2 separate regions of the Homo sapiens genome follow, and region 2 is linked to region 1. The links are chromatin contacts, found by Hi-C in ENCODE. All regions are on one chromosome and are shown on one strand. Each heading gives the region's core, a stretch centred on a gene start or an enhancer-like site at or near the end of the contact. The rest is flanking DNA. Distances are from core to core; before and after follow the strand shown.

Region 1 (2,500 bases), core at 1-2,500:
AGACATTTCAAATTTTAAATTCTTCTCCCAACTCCTATACCTGGCTCTTTAATGTTATAAAAATCAGAGGATTCCACTAGGGGGGATAAATGTTTTGAAGAAGTAATCCATTGATCACTTCCTCTCACTCGACATGTTTAACTAGATGGAATCAATACTTCTTAGCCTAGCAATGGGTTTGTAAAAAAAAAAAAAAAAACGGTAACACAATTGGATGTTGTAAGGCAACTTAGGATAAAAGGATCCTGTAGACAAATTCCTCCTTATCCCTTACCCCACCTGTGAGCACCTTTGATTAAAAGTCAGATCTGTATGGATATATTAAGTCACCAAATTCATGGAGGTTAGGGCACAAATCTTTTTTTTTCATTTTTCAGTGCATTTACTTGTCATCCAACACCTGCCCTAATGACACACACAGAAACAAAGAATCTTGAGTTTTAAACTGAGCACAAGAAATTGAAAATATAACTATGTAAAACATCAAAAGTCCCACCCACTTTTTAAAAGAACTTGCTTAATTCAAGCATATTTAAGAAATAGTGCCCCTGTCTAACACATTTCTATTACATTAGCACAGTGCCTACTTGCAGGTTTTATTTCTTGCAGTTCAATGAGTACAGTATTTCAACTGGAGAACTCGAAACAGACACAAAGGCTTTTTTTTTTTTTTTTTTTAGTTAACCCTTCAGAGAAAACATGCAGGGACAATCACCACTTCTTCATTTTCACTGTCACCTGGATTCACAACCATGCAGCCAAAGACAGTTTCAGATGGGCAGATGGCCCTAGTGGTTAATAGAGATGAGAGAGGGAAAAGAAATAAATGAATGCTCTGTTTTCTGTGTAAGCAAATAAAAAGGCAGAGGAAACAAAAGGAATGAACCAGCCAATGGGGTTGAATCATCGAGTCCCTCTAAACATACCTTGACTTTCCCATGCAGGGATCTACTTCCCCGATAGCCAGTTCAGCGTGGATACTCATGCCGATGAGCCTAAGAATGTTTGCCTGTCAGAGATAAACACTGCATTTCTGCCTGCTGCACACAGAGTTGCTGGAACCTGACAATGCCGTGTGCGAGTAATAAGCCATCATGAAATGGTGAAAGAGTCAGGGCTCTTGAATTACGCTTGCTTTATATGGGTTGAATTGCACATCTAGGGCAATGTTTGGCCAAGTGAACAGGGCATGCAAAGACCTTGCTTCCTCTCTGTGCTGTGGGGAACTGAGACTGTGCCGGGCCTGCAAACGCGGTGAGGAAAAATCCATTTGAATGCTTACTGCTGAATGGTGCTGGGCATTGTCAGCTTTTGTTTACTTCATCTTACATGTGAAGATCGCAGCTGTTCCTTTCAGTAAAAAGAAGTAGGAGAATGTAGCAACCAACCTCACATTTTCCCCTCCTCCAAATGTTTGTGGAGCCCAACAGCTGTCTTTGCAAATCCTGTCACTCAGGATTGGAATGGTTCTACATAATCAAGAATGGAGTGGTGAGGCTGAGATTGTTGGCTGGCTCGAGGTAGCAGGTGGGAATGAACTGTTCTCTTAATGGGCTCACTTGGTCTGTTCCTGCAGGGACTGACTCAAAAAAGAAAAAAGAAAGTTTAAAGGAGGCGATGAAGGAAAGTTGAACACATATGTCTTGTATTTCATACGTATAGATCTGAATGGCTGTGAAGCATGAATTCACTGGTTGTTAGAATTGTAAGGGATTTGAAAGGTCCTATTGTCTAGGAGTTTTCAAATTATTTTTAGCAGCAGAGGTTTTTTTTTTTTTCTTTCCTCAAATGAAGTCTTAGACTAGGGATATTGTGTGATAAATGAAAATACCTACATAGAATAAGCGGAAGCATCAATGGAAAACTGGGCTGGGTATAAGAAAAGCAACTTCAATAACAAATGAGCTCAGTTCTGGTAACAGGGCGGGAGTCATGAGGACTGAGGCAAATTGGATGTGCTTGGAGAGGACGAGTGCTCCTCCTTCTCAGCACAGCCACGCACGGCATAAGGATGTTTTGGTCAAGAAAGACTGCGTGTATGATAGTGGTCCCAGATTATAATACTGTATTTTTATTGTACTTTTTCGATGTTTAGATACAGAAATGCTGACCATCGCAATGCACAGGAATGCCCTAGGATGGCGGCCAAAGCCTTCCGTCTCCCACCCAGCCCATTTTCCTAACAAATGTGCGCATTTAACATTGTTTTTCATCCCCAAGAATGGGGTATCAATAGAATCTACAAGACCAAGACTTAAATGAAATGAATCAACAGTAACACAAACAGTAGCAATTTTCAATTAGAAATTTAAGGAAAGCTTCATAAAATGTTCATAGAATTCTGTCTCAATTCACCTAGCCCATTTCAACTGTAGCGTAGACGTCTGTTGTTAACAGCCTTAACATCTTTTTTGGGCTTTTTGCAAATATGAGTACAATTTACGTCATTTATTCCCACCCAATAGATTAAATGCCAGGAGTCTGGAATACAGAGAAAAAA
Region 2 (5,223 bases), core at 1,668-4,167, 2.4 Mb before region 1:
TTTCAAAAAGAAAGCTTAAAACTTTTCAAGCCCGTGGGATCAATTCTTGGATAATTTTAAGTATTGGAAAATCATTTTATGTATGGAGCCTAACTTAGCCTCCCCTGTAAATTTCACCCGTTGGTGACACAAAACAACTAGTGCCATTCTTTATTGGCAGCTCTTCAAATATCGAAGAGTACCTTAAACCATCACTTCCATGGTTGCCACCTGTTCTATCAACTATTTTGTGTTTAATTTGGATTCCAGACTTACAGCTGTGATAGTCACTTCTTGCTAGATGCAATTCCGATTGTCTATATCTTTTGTGCCTAAATCAAACCTACACATCAGATATGGCCTGGCTGGGAGAGTTTTGTGAGCCTGTTAGCTCCTTTGCTCTGGGTGAGGGCTGCCCAGTGGTGTTAGTTACTTATCAGCTACATTGCAGTGCTGACACGTGTTGGGCTTGTGATTAGCCAAAACGCAAATTTTATTTTCTCCTGTGGATTTTGGCTAAGCCAGTTCTCTAATATCTTTTCTTATGTAATTGCTATCTTCAATATAAATGCAGGGATTTACAGTTAATATTACTATTTAACATTAATGATAATACTAGTAACTAGCATCTTTTGAGGACTTACTATATTTATCTTGTTGGGTTTTCCCCAGGATGTGCCTCTTGGGATCATTTTGAATCTTATTTCTTCCCTTTTCTTGGTTTTTCTCTCTACTGAGAGAAATGTTTGTATATTTAGTTCCTACCCATCTGGGTCTCCTGTCTGCCCAGATATATTTTAATTTTGGCTAGTTTATAGTGATGGTAGGATTGTAAGACCTCATGGAAGGAATTAAAGCCACCCAGATTTCTGCATGTATATCCATGTATTCCTCCATTGATATGGTTCGACTGTGTCCCCACCCAAATCTTATCTTGAATTATAGTTCCCATAATCCCCACCTGTTGGCCATTGGGGCAGTTATGGTTGGGTGGCCTGATGAGGGGGTCAAGATGCTTCCCCAAGTGCCTAATTTTATGTAAGCTTCTGGTGCTAGCAAAAAGGAGCCTTACATTACAGATAGATATTGAGGATTCTGGAAAAAATTTCCAGTCATAGAACTAAGATAATGCTCTAGAGATTGGAGTCTTTGGAGATAGTTTTTCGAGGACCCTGCCACCATCCAGCTTCCTCTCTGCTCAGGACTCCTTTAATCTGGTGTCAGTGGATTTCTCCCATCACTTTGGACATGTTCCAATTAGATTGTAATGCACCAGCATTCTTCTCCTTGACTTAAAAAAAACAGGAGGAGAATTATATTCCTTTTGTTGATAGGATTTCTCTTATAGTGTCATCATCTTCCTTTTTCTTATGCTCCCGATCTTCTGAAATCATGCTTCCCTGTGAGCCATTCCTGAATTTTTTGGTGTGTTCCCTGAGTATGGGACACACCTCAGATGGATCCGGGGATAGTTTCTTTTTGACTTGATCCAAGATATACCTCTTCATGAAAATGTATGTTGATCAGGGACTGTGGGTATGTATAGGGTCAACATTCTCTCCCATCTGCTTTTAAGTAAGTGCTGACTTTGCCAGGCCAGGTGAATGAGCCTACAGTCATTTTAAGGTGGAAATAATTGGTTAGTTTAGACTATTTCAGCATTTCCAACACCTAGATTCTAGTAGATATTCCTTGAAAAAGGTGTTAGCAGTGGTGAGTCCATACAGGTCTGCAGCAACCTCAATTCTTCCCTCTTCAGAAGAAAATATTTGACACAGAGACCAAGGCAAGTTTTAGAGGAATGAAAGTTTATTCAAAAGCTTTACAGCAGGAATGAAAGGAAGTGAACTTGGAAGAGGGCCAAGGGGGTGACTGGAGAGATCAAGTGCATGGATTCCCCATTGACTTGGGATTTTATATGTTGTCATATTTCCAGGAGCTTGTGTCCCTTGTCTCCTGATTCTTCCCTTGGGTGGGCTCTCCGCATCCGCAGTGGCTGCCAGCACTTAGGAGTGATGCATGCACGGTATGTTTACTGGAGTTGTACGCATGCTCACTCGAGGCATTCTTCTCTTACCAGTTGAATGTTCCTAGAAGGTCATATACCAGTTAAACTTTGCCATTTTGCCTCTTTTTTGCTTGAGCCCACTGGCCCAACTCCTGAGATCTTATCAGGAAACTGCTGATTCCCAGCTTCAGGTGTTTCTATCTATTGGGAGACTGCCTTTCTCTGGTGCTGGCTGTGACCAATTATTATTTTATTTTATTTTATTCTTTTATTTAGATTCTCGCTCTGTAGCCTAGGCTGGAGTGCAGTGGTGCGATCTCGGCTCACTGCAACCTCCGCCTCCCAGGTTCAAGCGATTCTCCTGCCTCAGGCTCCCGGGGAAGCTGGGATTACAGGTGCCCGCAACCATGCCCTGCCAATTTTTGTATTTTTATTAGAGATGGGGTTTCACTGTGTTGGCCAAGCTGGTCTCAAACTCCAGACCTCAAGAGATCCGCCTGCCTCAGCCTCCCAAAGTGCTGGGATTACAGGTGTGAGCCACCGTGCCCGGCCCAATTATTATTTTAGAGAGACAGTTAACAACTGCCTGACCTCAGTGGTTGCCTGACACTCCTGGAGTGGGGCAGGGGAGCCCTCTTCTGCCCTGCTCAGGTCTAACTAGCTACCTACTATCACAAAAGGAGTCTGGTTAAAAAGGTATTGTGGCAAAAGGGAGTATAGTATGGGTTCCCCAACCTTACTTGGCCGCAACACCTTTGTGTGGCTGAGCATCTTGGGATCAGCAGCCTGCAGGACACTGGAAATTGCTGGACTGAAGGTCAGTGATCTGAGAGACAGGAAAGTACCCGCAGCGAGACAGTGCGAAGAGAGCAATTTTAGAAATACTTCTGCTTTTGTTTCTCAGTTTTTGTTTCTCGGTGCTTATTTTTAACCTAAGTAGTAGTCATTTGAAGCTCTCAGAAGCTCATGGGCTCTTATCAGATGAAAGTACCCCAGACCTTGCAGGATTAGGAACATCATCTGGCCTGAACAGAAGGTAAAATTGCTGTCTGATTTTCTTTTTAGAGAAACCTGTTAGTGAAGCTGGCGATTCAGTTCTTTCTGGTATACATTTAGGACCTGTTAAATATATATTCTGCCTCAAGGGGAAATCATATTCTAAAAAGTAAACAATTCATAGGCAATTCTTGTACCTTGAGAATCCATTAATGGCTTTCAGAAGGCAAATTTTGTTGTCAAGGGGACAGGTTATATGGGCAACTTGCTTCTATTAATACTTTTCTGGGCAGATTAACTAAATGAACTAATATTTAACTTGGTCTAATAGAATGTTAGCCAGAACAGTGCCTGGTAACAACAACAATAATACTAGCTAACATTTCTTAAGTGGTCACTATGTCCCATAACTATTATACATGTGTTAACTAATTTAATCCTCACAAAAATGCAATGAGGTAGCTGTTATTTTTACTCCCACTTTATAAATGAGAAAATATAGTAATATAGCATATTTTACATATATACAGTAATATTGTAGCAGGACGAGCTGCAGACAAAACCCCTCAGACACCGAGTTAAGGAAGGGCTTTATTCGGCTGGGAGCGTCGGCAAGACTCACGTCTCCAACAACTGAGCTCCCCAAGTGAGCAATTCCTGTCCCTTTTAAGGGCTTACAACTCTAAGGGGGTCCGCGTGAGAGGATCGTGATCGATTGAGCAAGCTGGGAGTACGTGACTGGGGGCTGCATGCACTGGTAATCAGAACGGAACAGGACAGGGATTTTCACAATGCTTTTCCATATAATGTCTGGAATCTATAGATGACATAACCGCTTAGGTTAGGGGTCGATCTTTAACTACCAGGCCCAGGGCTCAGCGCTGGGCTGTCTGCCTGTGGATTTCATTTCTGCCTTTTAGTTTTTACTTCTTTATTTGGAGGCAGAAATTGGGTGTAAGACAATATGAGGGGTGGTCTCCTCCCTTAATATAGCATAATAGTGAGGCTAGAACCAGTGATTGGCTCTGTATTCATAAGAGTGAGTAACAAAGCAAAGCAGATTTTACAGTAAGTTCTTTCTTTTTTTTTTTTTTTTTTTTTTTTTTTTGAGACAGTCTCGCTCTGTGATCCAAGCTGGAGTGCAGTGGTGCGATCTAGGCTCATGGCCCGCCTCCCAGGTTCAAGCAATTCTTGTGCCTCAGCCTCCTAAGTAGGTGGGGTTCCAGGCCCCAGCCACCACACCCGGCTAATCTTTGTATTTTTAGCAGAGATGGGTTTTCACTATGTTGGCCAGGCTGGTCTTGAACTCCTGGCCTCAAGTGATTTGCCTGCCTTGGCCTCCCAAAGTGCTGGGGTTATAGGCGTGAGCCACTGCTCCCAGCCTATAGTACAGTTCTTTAATTTTGAGATTGAGCTCAGTTTCATAAAATCCTAGGTAGCATGTAATATATAATTAATTTTGGATTACTTTGTTCTCCTTTAGATATCTATCATAGGATTTTTAACTTCTAATTTGGAATTTTTAGACATCAGTAGATAGTATAAAAATGGAATTTACTTATGTATTTATTCAACAGCCTTTTTGGGGGCCAGTTTCTGAATTTGATTTTAGGGATGCAAAGATGACAGAGCCCATAGTTCCCTGTACTTACAGAGATGTCATCAAATGGCAAAGAGGTATAATCCTTCAAGCAGTTATCATTTCTTATGCCGTGATAGGAAAAGTGGTTTCATAAATCTTACTTTAAAAAGTCAAAGAGAAAAAGTCTGTAGGCTGCCTGCCGTGGGTCTGGACGCCAGGGAGGTGTCACACCTCTCAGATGACTTTTGAGTTGTTCCCCAGCCCTGGCTCGATTTCACCCAGAGCCCTCAGCTGCAGCTGGTAGCGTAATGTTGCTCCCGAATGTGGGTTTCTTAAGGCTGGGGAGAGGGCTTATCAGGGAGAGAGATCATGTGCTGTGAAAGGAGCACCACAGGCCCCTTTGATGATCTCCTTAAATGCCCTTTTCAACAGGGTCAGGTGTGCTTTTTGTAATGCAAATGAAGAGAGGAAAGCTGAGCGCAGGAGAGTTCTCTCGTGAGGGAAAGAGAAAGGCTGGCAGTGTGCTTGGCTGTGATGGAACTCATTTGACACTGAGGACTGGGTTATTCTTGTTTGTTTGTTTGTTTGTTTTCTTTTTGAGACAGAGTCTCGCTCTGTTGCCCAAGCTGGAGTGCAGTGACGTGATCTCGGCTCACTG

Evidence for each region. A loop is a pair of places that touch in the nucleus more often than their neighbours do. Pooled maps may share reads with other maps.
Region 2: a pooled map shows a loop between it and region 1 (6-fold over the local background). The contact joins the enhancer-like site here to the promoter of LINC02397 in region 1. A Hi-C loop is called at or near these places in 2 of 37 single-sample maps with no recorded cell type and 2 of 50 pooled maps.

The regions. Positions count from the first base shown.
Region 1 is chr12:92,465,429-92,467,928 of GRCh38, reverse strand. It overlaps LINC02397 (long intergenic non-protein coding RNA 2397), which reads right to left and starts at 1,250. Exons shown (of 2, transcript NR_144532.1): 1 at 927-1,250. RefSeq lists enhancers at 66-125, 906-995, 1,196-1,345, 1,102-1,609 and a silencer at 1,322-1,616.
Region 2 is chr12:94,815,890-94,821,112 of GRCh38, reverse strand. No RefSeq gene overlaps it. Among named protein-coding and RNA genes, the nearest start is that of MIR492, 16 kb to the left of the region's middle. RefSeq lists enhancers at 2,553-3,072, 5,053-5,142, 4,663-5,223. Within about 2 kb of position 2,917, at least 3 of the 41 ENCODE cell types and tissues checked have a DNase peak (open chromatin) inside an H3K27ac peak, as active enhancers do.